Linked DNA regions of Homo sapiens: all the other regions are linked to region 1. Evidence: chromatin contacts called from ENCODE Hi-C or POLR2A ChIA-PET data. All regions are on one chromosome and are shown on one strand. Each heading gives the region's core, a stretch centred on a gene start or an enhancer-like site at or near the end of the contact. The rest is flanking DNA. Distances are from core to core; before and after follow the strand shown.

Region 1 (5,067 bases), core at 1,285-3,784:
TTGCTGAGGCATTCTGTTTTATGACTAAAGTGAGTCATTTAGGATCTCCAAAAATAACCATAATCATACAACTGGGGTTAATGTCTTACTTAACCCTGTAGAAAGAGTCAGTCATTAGTATTTATTAAATTGCCATTAAGTGTCAAGAACATATTGAGTGCTATAAAAAGTTGAGGAAAACAAGAGACTTGTCCTTGGCCTCCAGGTTCTTATGAAGTGGGAGGAAAAGAGGGTGAGGAAGAGGAAACGGGGCACCCTCGCACACATATCAGCACACATCATATCTAAACAGCAAAAAATCTGTGCATAATCAACTGCAGATGTGCAGAGACTATGTGTGTGTTGAAGGCAATTATTTGGAGGAACAAGAATTCAAATGAGATGGATTAGACTGGAGGTGAATCTAAAGTGGAATTTGGAAGGAGGAGAGAGGCATATGGGTGGAACAAAAGACATTGCAGGCAGATCCACAGTTCTCACTCCTTTCCTGGTACCTCTGCCCCCACTTCAGCCCCATTCCTCCCCGGCCACTCCCATCCCAATCCCCTCTTCCCAGTCCAAGCCCCTAGATTGTTCCTTTTCAGCTTTCTCCTGTCAGACTTGGGACTTATAACTCTATTACTTCATGCAAGTGTACACGCTTGGATGTACATACACACGCACACACACACACACTCCCTTCTCTCCACTTAAAGAAACTTTCCCCATTGGCCCTCCTTTAGGATCTGTTATTCCACATGCTGACAATTGCTGGGGATCTTCAGAGTTTTCTAGGCTCCAGCTTTTGCTTGACGCAAGATGATTAGGAAGAAACAATCACTGTCCAAACTGATGTGTTGTTAGAAACTTGGGTTTTGATTTTTCCTGGCTGACCCAAAAGCAAAGCCACCAACAGAGGGGCCGTGGTGCATGGGTATCTAAGGTTGTGTGTGTATGTGTGTATATGTGTGTGTGCGTATGTGTGTGTGTGTGTGTGAGAGAGAGACAGAGAGAACAATCTGTATTCCTTCCCTGTTCGCCCAGTCACAGAGCCCAAATCTACTTTGACACTTTTAGAAAAATGAAAAGATGGAATCTTGTAGGAGGCTGCCTGCACTAGCGGGGGAAACCAGGAGTGCTCACAGCAGGAGGGAAGTTGACTTTTCTTTATACATATAGGGGTTTTTCCATGCAGAGTTTAAATTATGCCTGATAAAAGGAGTTTCGTGGATGTTTCAGTTCTTTCAAATTCTCCTGGCTTCCTCCCAATTAAATGAGGTTTGTCAAAGCCACAGGGCTCTGCTGCTGCTGCCTCGGCGGACAAGCATTTCCTGCAGCGACATCTCGAATCCCCGAGGGAGAAGATGAAAGCGCCGGTGCCAAGAGACAGGGAAAGGCGGGGGCAAGATTGGGTGTGTGTGCTTCTGTGTGTGTGTGCTCGTGCACATGAGTGCACGAGCATGTGTGTGTGCTTGTGTATGTGTGTGACAGGGTGGTGGGTGTGCAGAAATATGTATATAGACAGATGGACAAGTAGATAGAAAAAGCAAAGCTACCAGGAAAGAAAAATAGAGGAAGAGACAGAAGCAGCCAGGGCTGGTTTGTGCACCTTCGTGACAGTGGCTCTCACCACCAGCACATTATCTACTAAGAGATGCGGTCCTTGGCCTGGCAGTGCCAGCCTGCTTTTTCATTGCCCCTGGCAATGAGCCTTTATTAACAGCCTCCTTTGCAGACAGAGCACACCAGTGGGTAATCACAGTTCCCAATCTGCAGGGACATAGAAACTCCATCCCTGAGGAGGGCTGCCCCAGGCATGAGAATTGTGCAAAAATCGGCATGCTCTTGTGAGTGATTTGTAAGGAGAGTTTCTCTGCCATAATTATGCAAGAAATTTTGCTCTCTGGTGGCATTTCAGTATAAAATTATTTAGGGGCTTATATTTATATCATTTTATTATTCTGATTTTATTCTGGTTGCAGGATAACAGAGTTGTCACTTTAAAATATATTCTGTTTCCCCTTTGATCTGGAAGATGCCAGCTCTTATTGTCTGCCCTCTAAAGAAGACAATTAAAGCATAAAGCCTGGGACTGGGAAATACGTGGAGAGTGGAAGGACAGCCTAAATCCCAGTGTAGGAGCGGCATAGAAATTCCACACAAAATGAAAGAATTGTTCCAGTCCATCTCTATTTTCATGACGCTGAGAAGTCCCGAACAATGCTTTCCCTAGGTTGTGGCAGTACGCTTAGAGCCAAAGGGCATTTATCAGGGGGTTATTTGCCATGAAAACCAGGAATTCCAGGATTAGTTTCCTTTTGGACAGCACCTGAAGTGGAAAAGTGTGAATATTAGAATGGCAAGCATGTGGGAACTTCTGCCAAGTTCTGACATTTTCCCTTATTGACTCGTGAACACCTGAAGAAACACTTGTTGAAGGAGAAATTATTGGTAGTCCCTCTCAAAACACAGCCAACAGCAAGCTAATTGCTTTTGCAGATGGCCAGGGAGTCGCTCTTCCCACTCAGACACCGGCTTATGGCCACACTTGTGGTCCTCGTGGCTGAGCCAGCAGGGCAGGACGTCAGCTGGAGCAGCTAGGACCTAAAATTAGGCCCTTGGCAACTCTCTAATCTTAGCTGCAGGTTCAGCTTCTTCATTTAATTCTCTTTGCCCTCAGCATGAACTTGGGCTCTGGGAAAGGAACACTGTTTAATGATTTGGGGGTGGGGGTAGTAGGAAATCATTAAGCTGCCCCTTCTTAAAACTGGCTCCGCTCTGTTCTTTCAGGAAACCTTCCAAATGTTACCCTTGGAAATTTAAGACTGATTTTGGAACCTAGCCATTTTGAACTACAGACACTGATCCAGAAAAGTATTTTTTATCTGAGGCAGTAAATGACACGTGATTTAAGAGTCTGGTCTTTAAGCCATGGTCCTTGATCGTCAGGACATCAAAGGCTGTCTCTCTTTCTCTCTCTCTCTCTGGGTTGGTCCCATTTTGCTTGCTAGCCAAGTCTCATACTTGAGTCTCCCATTCCTTCCTGGACTAAATCCCCTTCTCCTTTAAAACAGGTTTTAGCATCTTAGGGGGAGAAAATCTAAAAAGCTTGCAATTGTTTCACAAGTAATTTTGCAAAAATGCTGTACCACAGCCCCCATTGTTAGAGTATACTTATATACACATAGGGATGGAAGAAAGCATGGCATTTACCTCTACCTTTGATCACACCATCCCGATATCTATACTCCGAAAGTTCTTCAGCATGCCTCATTGCCCTGTTAAAATCTGAGTCGTGTTTTGTTTTGGTTCAATAAAATAACTTCAGGCCTTCTTTGAGTGTTATCTCCTTAATATATTGGAAGGTCCCTATGATATCACTTCCCAAAGGCCACTTTAGGCTGAATTCCTTTAACCTTTGTTTCCAAATACAAATTCTGTTTCTCCCACTTTTTAGTCATTTTGTTTTATTGTTCTCTTCTGAATCTGTTCCAATTATTTTGCTTATCTCTGAGAATATGGAGGCAGCATAGACTCAAATTTCTTGCATGGTGGGAGAATCATGTTCCATTCATTCATTGGAGGTTTACTGAGTGTCCATGAGGTGTGATATTAAAGGATACAAAAATGAATTAGTCATAGACCCTGTCCTCAAAGAGCTTACGGTCCTTTAGGAAATAAGACAAGTATATAAACAGCTGCAGATCAAGTATACAAATAAAGTGCTCTAAGTGTTTGAAGGAGGTGAGATTAACTCCAGCTGTGGGGATCCAGGATGATTTTGTGAGTGGGCCTTGAAAGATGATGGGTCTGGATGATTGGAGAGGAAGGGCATACGGGCAAAGGAATGTCGTGTTCCTCTCAATACCATCTAAGATCATTCTGAAGTTGTCTTCTTTTTAATCATAGTGGCTCAGTCTTAACTCATATACCATTGTAGTTTTTCTTACCATCGTATGCCTTTTTGCAACAATTTAAACATTCTTTAACATGTACTAATCAAGCTTAGTTTCACTCTGAATGCTTCCACGTAATTTCAAACCTATTCTGTTTATTGGTTTTTTTGTGTATTCTATTCAAAGTTGAACCAGAATATTTTGTCATTCTATGAGGCCAGGTTTCAGGGGCTGGGGATGTTGGAAAAGAGGGAGGGAAGATTCTCAGCCATCCTCTTGACTCTGTGCTACTTCTAGGAGTTTGTAACGTAACTCAGACCAATCTGTCCACCTTTTAAATCCTCCATTAATCAGCCCTTAAGAAGCGAATTTGGAGATGTCCTCCATAACACACTTCCTCACCTTCTATGCACAAAGTTGTTCTCCATCCATTTCAATATGTTAGAGGAGATACTGGGTTGAGACGTGGTTTATGGGGTTGCATAGCATTGTGTTGCTGGGAGAAGTCTGGGAAAACCAAGTCCCTCAGCCCTACCAAGCCCTTAAGTTGGTTAAATTTGTTACGTTCATGGCTGAGTCTCCAAGTAAAGATAAATAATTCAGAAAAGAGTTATTTATAAAGGATCTTAAAGATTACTTATTCCATACCTTCATTATATAGCTGAGTCACTGATGCCCAGGGAAGAATAATCGTACCTGCCTTTTATTGGACATCTATATGCTTTATATAAATTATCAATCTATGTACTAATTGGTGAGGCTGGAATTGTTATCCTCATATTACAGATTAGACAGCTGGAAGTCAGGTAGGCTAATTGCTTGAAGTCACACAGCTAGAAAGTTGTAGAGCCAAGATTTTACTTCAAATCTGACTCCTAAAAGCTACTCCTTTCCTACTATTCATTGTTCTTGCTAAAGATCACATAGGAACTTAGCTGCAAAATCAAGATTAGAACCAAGATCTTGATGCCCAGTTCTGTGCTCCTCCCACTCTCTCATGTACTGTGTTTATTTTAAAGCTTTTCTGGGAAAGATTCCACACATCTCCAGGTAGCGTGTTTAATATCTCACAATTAAGAGGGCTCAATTTATGTTGAATAGAGATTTACACCCCAGGACCAACTTCTTCCTCAATGCCATCTTACTTTAGTTTATTTTCTTTTCTTTTCTTTTCTTGTAATAATATATGCAA
Region 2 (5,067 bases), core at 893-3,392, 130 kb after region 1:
TGCCACCCTTCTATCTGGACATTTCTTGTAAGATCTTTCAACACTGCTCTAGATTTGTGTAATTCTAATCTCTGTGGCTATACAGAGAAAAATGAGGTCCAACCAAAATAGGAGCAGGGCTCTCTGGAGAATCTCTTGGATTCTAAGGGAGGTATAGCTCAGGGGTGACCTACTAGAAAGTTTGTCTAAGATCTTTACTGCCCACTGGTGTTGCCAGGGAAACTGGCATGGTGGAAGTCGGCCCATGCTGAGCCTTATTAATAAGTAGCTGAGATTTGCTGTCACACAAAGGCTGAGAGACCACCATGACATGGCAATAGACACAGGGTGAGGGCAAAGCAGGGACATGAAAGAACCACAGTTATATGGACACAGTAAGGAGACAGTTAAGGACACTGGGGTAAGTGTAGAGGGCTGGTTCTTGTTGAGATACAGAAAGAAAAATATCTTCCCTTAAAAAAATCAACACCATATTCTTGCCATAGAGATAAGAAAAGTGGTGATGAACCAGCCCAAAGTAATCTCCAAGGGACCAAGCCTTTTTGGAGATATGACAATCTACAAAGTCGTTGATTTCCCAACATTCTCCCTTCTGTGCCTTACAGTGCAGAGTGATACTGATTTATTAAGCCAAAGTGAACTGAGGTTAATTTAATTTTGAGGATTTCTCAACATGCCTTCAGAGAGTTGGAGACACTCTAGGTTGTTGTGAAACTGAGGCTGGAAGTCCCTGTCATCCCACATATCTAGGTTTAGTGGGACCAACTGATTGGCTCAGGGGGAGAAATAAAGGAAGTACTAAGAAACCTCCTTTTTCAGGTGAAGGTAAATAACAAGAAAAAGGATAAGCATGTTTATTTAATAAATGATTTCATGATCTCTGAAATCCACCCTTCCAGCATGCATCTGTGGGGCTAATCCTGCCTGCTCAGGCCCAGGAGGGGTGAGCCTGCTTGAGCCTCGGGCAGCTGCAGAATCAGACAGCTGAAGAAAGGCCCGGGTACCAGCCTTTAGAGGTAGGTCAAGTGAGTTAGCCACTTTTCCTAAACAAAGAGTGCACACATGCACAAGTACTTGATTAAAAACCATTTTTTTCTTTTTTCTTTTCTTTCTTTTTTTTTTTTTTTGAGACAGAGTCTCACTCTATTGCCCAGGCTGAAGTGCAGTGGCATAATTTCAGCTCACTGCAACCTCTGTCTCCCTGGTTCAAGCGATTCTCATGCCTCAGCCTCCCAGATGGCTGGGATTACAGGTGTACACCACCACGCCCGGCTAATTTTTTCATTTTTAGTAGAGACAGGCTTTCACTATGTAGACCAGGCTGGACTCGAACTCCTGACCTCAGGGGATCTGCCCACCTTAGCCTCCCAAAGTGCTGGGATTTAGGCATAAGCCACTGTGCCTGGCCCTGATTGAAGACAAATTTCTATAAACATTTCCTTCTGAGCAAATTTCAAGGCAATTAGAAAGGCTCCTGTCCTTTCTAAGCCTATATTTTCAGCTTTTCCTTTATTTCTGTGATCTACCCGCATATCTTCATGATAAATGTATTTTTGCTTAAATTAATTAGAATTGGCTTCTGCTGCTTGCAATCGAAGTATTCTAACTGCTACACACACCTTCAGAAAAAGTCCAGGTTGTTAAAATGGAAAACCAAAATAGAAAAATAGGAATTTATTTTTCCTAGCTTTCTCCTGTCGAGAAGGAGAGAGATGAATAGAGACAATTGCACTCACTGGTTTGCTTTGTGAGGTCATAATTTTTCATTATTTGCCAGAAGAAATAAGATACACATTGAGATGGAGAAGTCGTCTAATGTGAACACTGCAGAGTTTACAGCTCAGTGTCCTGTTAGAATGTCTGAAATTCTCTCGCTCTGAAATATGTCCTTTCCATGTCCCCAGACCAGGCTTTGCTGACAGCAGCTGGGCATGTTTTCAGTACTTCTCAGCTCAAGTCATCATCTAATGCAGAGACAGGCTTCATTTCATTGATGGAAACTGTAAAGCTGACTCCTTACTGAAGATCTCTCTTCTGTGTGTCTGATGCCAGACAAGGCCCTGGGGGAAATGCAGAGGAACAGGACCCTGTTTCTGCCCTTGAGAAATTCACAGTTTAGTGGAGCAGCCGGGCACCGACGCTCCTCACATGGTAGCTGCTCCTGAACGGAGGCCATGGTTGCTAGGCAGCTGGTTCAGAACAGTTATTCAAGTCAGGAAGTCAAGTCCTGCTTTTAGCTCTGCCCCTTGACATGTGAGATAAGTCACTTGTCTGAGGATCTTCTGCCTACAGTGTAATACATATAATTAGAGAATTACTTAACATCTCCCTATAATGAGCTGCAGTTGCATAAGCCTGGATATATTTTAATGATTCCAATTAAAAGGGAATACAATCTTGTTCCCAGGTCTTCCTGAGTAAAATCCAAGCACCCGTTCCCACCAGTCTTATAGATCATTACTATATTTCTTTGGTGTCTTCCAAAATGGCATGACTAAATTCAGTAAGTTTATTGAGAGAATGAGCAAATGACTCAAGAGTCAGTATTGGCTCCTCGTGCTACAACGTCTAGCACTTAAACAACTGTGCCCTTCACGGTCATGGACATCTGTCCTTTTGGCCTGCTCAGCTTCCATCCCCTCTTTTTCTAGTAACAGCTCCTCATTTGGCTTTGGGGAACTATCGCTTCCTGTTGGATACAATCGTAGTGGTTCTTTTAACCAAATCTAAGCCAGGCTAGAAACACAACACCGGAATTTCAGTCTTGAATGTTCTTGAGAATGGTCAGAGGTCAACGGAGACTGCAGTACCCTGAAGAGAGTATCCATTGGTTCCTGCGGCCTGAACCCTGGGCTTTGCTCTGGCTCCTGTCCTTTCTGAGCCTATATTTTCTGCTTTTCCTTTATTTCTGTGACCTACCCGCATATCTTCACAATAAATGTCTTTTTGCTTAAATTAATTAGAATTGGCTTCTGTTGCTTGCAATCGAAGTATTCTAACTGCGACACACACCTTCAGAAAAAGTCCAGGTTGTTAAAATGGAAAACCAAAATAGAAAAATAGGAATTTTGAAGCTAAAAGAAGCTTTTGAAATCTAGTTAAACTCTTTCATTTCCCATAAAATCTGACCCAGAGAAGTGACGTGACTTGATGAATATCCTACTATTGGTTGGTAAAAGCCAAGCCTAGAACCCAGGAGACCTAGAACCCAGGAGCCCTTCCACTTTTCTACCCTATTTCCTGTCCTCAGATCTTCTCTTCTAAGGTTATTGCCTATGACTACTTTCATGCTACTACAGTAGAGTTGAGTAGCTGTGACAGATGACATATAGTCTCCCACGCCTAAAATATTTACAATCAGGCCCCTTATAGGAAAAGGTTGCCAACACCTGCCATACACCATACATAAATGAATGTATGACTGTGTTCCAATATAACTTTATTTATAGACACTGAAATGTTAATTTCATATAATTTTCAAGTTTCTCCAAATATTCTTTTGATTTTTTTAAACACTTAAAAATGCGAAACCCATTCTTCGTTCACAGACTGTACAAAAACAGGAAGCAGGCTGGATTTGACCTACAGAATGATGGGATCCTACATGCATCCCTGGTTTTAGCCAGTTTGAGTTAGGGTTTCTGCTACGTGCAATGAAATATGACCTAAATGATAAAATAAAGTCATCCATACATTTATTGCTCATCTATTATGCGTGAGGCACACAATGAGGAATAAGACACAATTCCTTCTCCTAAGGACTCAGTAATCTAGTTAGGAACTCAAGGGCTTCCACAATAGTAGTCACCTTTATTAAGCACTTATAACAATGTGCTGATTGCCTTCCCCTTCAGATGAGTTATCTCATTTAGTCTTAATGATGCCATGAAATGGCTTATTGCTGTGTCATAGACTAGGAAAGTGAGGCTCAGAGAGATCAAGTACCTGGCACAAGGTTACACAGCTTACAAGTAGTAGAGCAGAGTTGAACCCAGGTTGTGTGACTCTGAAGCCTGGAGACCCAAATGCTGTGCTAAATGAACCCGCCATACACTGTGATTCCCACTGTCTGCCATCTGCCTGCTCCTACCCAGTCCTCCACAGACCAGAGGACTTCCTGCTGAAATGCTGCGCATCCCTCTGTCCCAGGTGTTTGAACATCCCAACCACCAACTTTTGAAACTCCTCTTCCTTCTTCTGAGCACTCACAGCACCTGATGTCTAGTTACTCTTCTTGAGCATATAGAGTTTTGATTGCCATTTAACTTTTTCTCTCTCCCCAAGCTATACTACAGTGTCAAGGGCGGGAATGTTCCTCTGCCTCTTTGGTAACCCTTAGGGACAAATACTCAGTCAACTCAAAGTTGAAACAAACTATCAAAAGAATGAGATGAAAGGAGAGATCAGGCAGCTAAAGAAACAATTAAGGACCAAGAAATCATCACCTTCTGTAAGTCAGAAAAAACTAAAGGCACAAAAAGCACCAGCCCCCAAAATGAAAGGAACACATCAGGAAAATACTTGAGGTAATACAAGTTAAAACAGAGGGGGAAAGCAATAATTAAAGCAACTATTAAGAAATGAATAGAAATAGAGGGTAAATTGATATCCATCACTGAAACAGAAGCCTCCTATCCTAAAAAATAGAACTGAAAAAATATTTGAGAACATAATACAGAAAAACTTTTCCAAGCTCAAAGAACACTTGAGTCTTCAGATTTAAAAGGCCCACTCAGCTGGGCACAATGGCACACACCTATAATCCAGCTACCTGGAAAGCTGAGGCCAGAGGGTTGTTTGAGCCCAGGAGTTCAAGACCAGTCTGGGCAACATAGCAAGACCCCATCTCAAAAAATGAACAAAATAAAATAAAATAATAGGGCCCATTCTATGCCAGACAAGGTCTAGATACTTAGAAAAGAAAAGAAAGAGAGAGAAAGAAAGAAAGAATGAAAGAAAGAATGAAAGAAAGAAAGAAAGAAAGAAAGAAAGAAAGAAAGAAAGAAAGAGAAAAGAAAAAGAGAGGGAGGGAGGGAGGAAGGAAGGACAGACAGACGGATGGACAGA
Region 3 (5,067 bases), core at 1,178-3,677, 72 kb after region 1:
GCTCCACCCCAGAGTTTCCAGCTTAGTGAGTGTGGGGCAGGGCTGGGAATTTGCATATCTAACAAGTTCCCAGATGATGAGGATTCTGCTAGTCCAGGGACCATACCTGGAGAGCCACAGAGCTACCACAAACCACACAAATGGGTCTTTCTTTGAGGAACTACGGCCTGCTCTGCTGAGGCTGCCTCATGACATGGCTCCAGCAGTGCCTTGTGCTCCAGGGCCATCCGTGTGCAGACAGAGATTGGGAATGCTTTCATTACCCTGAAGTTATTCCTGACGCTGACATACTTGGGCCTCGGTGTATCAGCTCCCACTAAGCAAGTTTCTGTTGCCTTGTTACCCAGCAACTAGCCCAGCTTTGCTCTCCCATGCCTGGGCTCCTTGCCTGGTAACCCATTCCCTGAGGGACCAGATTCTCATCCTCCAATCTCAGCTTTCTCTGGTCAAGTCACCTTACACCAAATCCTTGACTTGTCCTGGGGCTTGGCTGACTTTCTCCATGCCTTACCAGGGCAAGTCCAGCCGTTGTGAGGAAACACCCTTTCCTATTACATCTGCTCAGAGCAGCACCTTTTCCTCATTCACACAGAAGTGCAGTGCCAGGCCCTCGTCTGGTTCTCTGTCCATTCCTTGCTCCATCCTGATCACCTATTGAGCCTGGACCATTGAATCATAAGTCCCATCTGGCTCCCACCCCAACCCTGCTCATTCCCCCTCCCTCCCCACCCTTCCCAGAAACAGCAGCACACGTGCTTCCTAGGGCTGCCCAGCCCTGCTCTGTCAAGACCGAGGCCTGAGCCAGAAGGGCTTCCTGAAAAGCCAAAGCCACATCCCCTCCCAGGCAGGTCTGATGGCTCTCCCTCGATCAGGAAGCTTGTCCCAGGACACAGCCTCACCCTAGTGGCACTGGGTTTCCTTCTCAGAGGAGCAGCTGCCCTGAAGGAAAGCTGGGCTGGGTTTTGCCCAATTTCTCAGAGGGGTTGCTCTTGGGGCTTGAACCTCTTTATACACTAAAGTCAGCCAGCCAGTGAGTCAGCTAAATTTACTAGCCCTATTGGCCCTCAGACGGGCCCGTGGGCAAAGACTAAAAATAGCAGGTGTGAGGGCCCCAGCTTTGGGGTGGGATGGGTGAGCGCATTCATCCATCCATCCAGGAAACACTCACTGAGCACCTAGGAGGGCAGGAACTGTTTTGGACATGGGGCACCAACCAAATGACAAAATCCTTGTCTTTATAGAGGTTGCATGCCAATGAAGGAGACAGATAATCATAAACAAATTTGCAAAAATATGTAGAAGACTCACATAATTCTATAGTAGGGTCCAAAAATCTCAATAGTGTCAAGTGTGGGATCCTGTGAGATTGATAAAATATCAGGGTGAACATGCTGCAGATGGCAGGAATCAGCCACCAATCATATTTCCTCTTTGCTGAAGTTACTGTGGGTTGTGCTATTAAAGGGCACCACTGCATATTAAGTCATGTAAGAAGGAAATGCTAAGAAAATACATAAAACATGGCAGGAGGGCATGCAATGCTGGGGTGGGGAGAGCTGAAATTTTTTATTCTATTTATTTTATTGAGACAGACTCATTCTGTCACCCAGGCTGGAGTGCAGTGGCATGACCTTGGCTAACTGCAACCTCTGCCTCCTAGGTTCAAGCAATTCTTGTGCCTCAGCCTCCTGAGTAACTGGGATCACAGGCGTGAACTACCATGCCCAGCTAATTTTTTGTATTTTTAGTAGAGATGGGGTTTCACTATGTCGCCCAGGCTGGTCTCCAACTCCTGGGTTCAAGCGATCCACCCTCCTAGTCTTCCCAAAGTGCTGGGATTACAGGTGTGAGCCACCGCACCCAGCTGAGTTGAAATTTTATATAGCCCGATTTATTTAATAAGAAGAATGCCTCACTAACAATGCAACCTGAAATGGAGATTGCATCCCCCTACTGGCACGTACAGGACTGAGAAATCCAGAAACACGGAGGCATAGGAAGGTACAAAAAATAAAGGCAAGGATTGGGAATCGCTAAAGAGACCATAGCAAAGGGAGTCAAATGAAGGGACCAGAAGACCAGAAACAGATCCTCTAGCAATGGATGATGTAGTTACTGGCATCCCTTCAGAGAGAGAAGGAAGGGGACATTCCAGGCAGGTGGAAGAAGACAGGAGATGACTCAGAGGTGAGAAAAAGCAAATAATATTCCAAAGAAAAATTTTCTTGGCTGGATTGTTGACGAGCAAGAGTTAACATGGATCCAGGGTAAGAGGACTAGGAAATGCAAAGTGTGAAAATTCAAAATCAGGAAGAACGATTTTATCTTGAGCAAAAGGCCCTCGGACGCCATCACAGGCTTGGAGATGCGGGTGGTACCCACAGTTGCCTAAGGAAGACTGGCAGGGGGGCTCACATGCTGTGGAGAAGCGGTGGCCCAGAGCTGGCAGTGGAGACAGAGAGGCTGCCAAGGGCAGTAGCCAGGAACTGTGGGCTGTTCTGGCCCCTTTGTCTCTCCAAAGATGTGTGGGAGGCACAGAGGGCCAGAGGTTTCCCAACTCCTGAGCAGCTCCCTTGTTCCTGTTTATTCTTATTCCTTTAATGATATGATGAGCTCATGTTCTCAGAGGTGCCAGGAATGAATTAGCCATGCAGCTCACTTCAGCATTAGCAGAAACCATGGAGTGTCCTGCAGCAGGTAGGTCTGAGCTGCGTGTCTGGAGAGGGCAGGATGACAGTGCCACATGCATGTGGGTCCTGCCCTCCAGGAGCCAGCCGGCGACCCTGCCAGCAATGGTGGCCAAGCAGGAGGGAGGGGCAGCTGCTCAGACCACCAGGGAACAAAATGTTCCTCTCCTCTTTGGAGGAAAATAATCAAGTAGATTTCCTCTTTCTTTTTTACTATTCTTGCTTGCTATGGCAGAGCCATAGACTCTCCAAGGAGAGATTCCTTGAAACCACTGCCTCCTTTCCTAGGTCTCAGCTCCCCAGCCTATAATTGCATGTGTGTAAATCCCTCCCCAACCCCACACTCATCCTCATTTCTAACCAGCTCTTCCTAAAATTCCACTCTTTCTTAAGGAGTCTCTTCCACAGAACCCTGGGGAAACTCACTCCATGGTCCATTTAAGTCTTCATTTTCCTCTCACCTTAACCCAAACCAGTGCAGGCGAGTCAACATCCTGCCTCTTCCTGCCCCCTTACCGAAGCCTCGCCTTCTCCTAGTGTCTTCCGCACAACAGGGGAAGCAGCAGCATGTCTATGCCATTTGGTCATGCCAGTCAAGTCCCTGCCATCTGGGCACACCGCCTTCTCCAGGTCTCTGCTGGCTTCTGGATTGCATTTCCCGTCTTTCCCCTGTCATCATCCTTGGTGACCTCAACCTTCATGTCAATGACCTGTCCAGCTCCCTGACCACCCTCTTCTGTGCCCTTCTCCACACGGATGACCCCTGTCCCATAGGATAGCGACCACAGCTGGACCGCATTACACGGTTCTGCCTCCCCTCCAAGAACTCGAGCGTGGTGCAGACCCTTCAACCTCAGCCTCCTACCCTGCCGACATCCCGCTTCCTCACTCCTCCTGAACCAGTTCTTTGTCATTGCTGAATCGTCTCATTTCTTGACCCTTTGTAACACAAACAATCTAGTACCTCTCTGTGGTCTACATTTTCAATACACACATATACAGCTCTCCAGGTTCTACCATGCCTTCTTCCCTGGGTCTCCTTCCTCCCCAGCAATTAGTACTATGGAGCCAAAAGAAAGAAATACTTGCAAATTTACCTTCTCTTCTAAGATGCAATTACTTTTGCACCAACCTAATTTATGCATTAATATTATGCACTTACTATAGGCTAGATTCCTCTAAATACTTTGTGTGGGTTGTCTCCTTTAATCCTCACAATAACCCATGGGGTGGGTATAATCATTACTCCCATTTAACATATAAGGAAACCGAAAGCACAGAAAAAAAAAAGTACTTTGCCCATGGTCATGCAGTTGGAGGCAAGATTCAAACCCAGAATCCACTATCACTCACCCACCTTCCAAGTTAAATAGAACAGGTATTGGTCTACTACAGTTTTTATTTATTATTTATTTTTAGCTGCTCCTTGCAGAGCAGGGCTAATTCTTAGGCAGTGTGCCTGAAGTTAGCCTATTAGTGTGTGTGTGTGTATATATATATATATATATATATATATTTTTTTTTTTTTTTTTTTTGAGACGGAGTCTTGCTCTCATTGCCCAGGCTGGAGTGCAAGGCACGCTCTCGGCTCACTGCAACCTCTGCCTCCCGGGTTCAAGCAATTCTCCTGCCTTAGCCTCCCAAGTAGCTGGGATTACAGGCACCCGCCACCATGCCCAGCTAATTTTTTGTATTTTTAGTAGGTACAGGGTTTCACCATGTTGGCCAGACTGGTCTCGAACTCCTGACCTCAGGTGATCCGCCCACCTCAGCCTCCCAAAGTGCTGGGGTTACAGGCATGAGCCACCATGCCCTGTCACCTACTAAGATTTTTAAAGCAGTGTGCCTGTGATTCATTCTAACCTTCATATAGTAGTGCTTTATACAGTGGAGAAACTCAATAAAGATACGTTGAAAGTATTTAAATTACACCAATCTGATTTGTGTAGAAAATGTAAGACACTCAAGTTCATGAAGTGAGCTCCAAATGTGAAAACACTGAAAAAATGGATGCGTGGATCAAAGGCACAAGCATGCATATTAAAAACAAACAAACAAAAAACACTCTTCTACTTGAATCATTAAACTTAAAATTTTATAACACTGTAATCTATGCTCATTCAGATGCAAATTTCCAATTGTTGATGTATTTACATCCATTTCTCAAAGAATCAACACTTGGAATAAACAGTCATGCAAATAGTATCAGAAATTTCTTTTCTTTTTTTTTTTTTTTGAGACGGAGTCTCGCTCTGTCGCCCAGGCTGGAGTGCAGTGGCACGATCTAGGCTCACTGCGAGCTCCGCCTCCCGGGTTCACGCCATTGTGCCATTCTCCAGCCTCAGCCTCCCGAGTAGCTGGGATTACAGGTGCCTGCCAC

Evidence for each region. A loop is a pair of places that touch in the nucleus more often than their neighbours do. ChIA-PET counts read pairs that join two places held with the same protein, here RNA polymerase II (POLR2A). Pooled maps may share reads with other maps.
Region 2: a loop to region 1 is called in a map with no recorded cell type, with 1.9 times the contacts of the local background. The contact joins two enhancer-like sites. A Hi-C loop is called at or near these places in 4 of 37 single-sample maps with no recorded cell type and 4 of 50 pooled maps. POLR2A ChIA-PET finds 5 or more read pairs at or near these places in 3 of 52 experiments (AG04450, HEK293 and activated T-cell).
Region 3: a map of psoas muscle shows a loop between it and region 1 (2.0-fold over the local background). The contact joins two enhancer-like sites. A Hi-C loop is called at or near these places in 4 of 168 maps with a recorded cell type or tissue (endothelial cell of hepatic sinusoid, gastrocnemius medialis, heart right ventricle and 1 more). POLR2A ChIA-PET finds 5 or more read pairs at or near these places in 6 of 52 experiments (A673, AG04450, H1 and 3 more).

What each region holds. Positions count from the first base shown.
Region 1 is chr2:201,881,242-201,886,308 of GRCh38, forward strand. All of the region lies in intron 12 of CDK15 (cyclin dependent kinase 15), which reads left to right. Among named protein-coding and RNA genes, the nearest start is that of CDK15, 77 kb to the left of the region's middle. Within about 2 kb of position 2,535, at least 5 of the 41 ENCODE cell types and tissues checked have a DNase peak (open chromatin) inside an H3K27ac peak, as active enhancers do; they include gastrocnemius medialis and psoas muscle, where a contact is called at or near this core.
Region 2 is chr2:202,007,194-202,012,260 of GRCh38, forward strand. No RefSeq gene overlaps it. Among named protein-coding and RNA genes, the nearest start is that of FZD7, 24 kb to the right of the region's middle. Within about 2 kb of position 2,143, at least 6 of the 41 ENCODE cell types and tissues checked have a DNase peak (open chromatin) inside an H3K27ac peak, as active enhancers do.
Region 3 is chr2:201,953,302-201,958,368 of GRCh38, forward strand. No RefSeq gene overlaps it. Among named protein-coding and RNA genes, the nearest start is that of FZD7, 78 kb to the right of the region's middle. Within about 2 kb of position 2,428, at least 6 of the 41 ENCODE cell types and tissues checked have a DNase peak (open chromatin) inside an H3K27ac peak, as active enhancers do; they include gastrocnemius medialis and psoas muscle, where a contact is called at or near this core.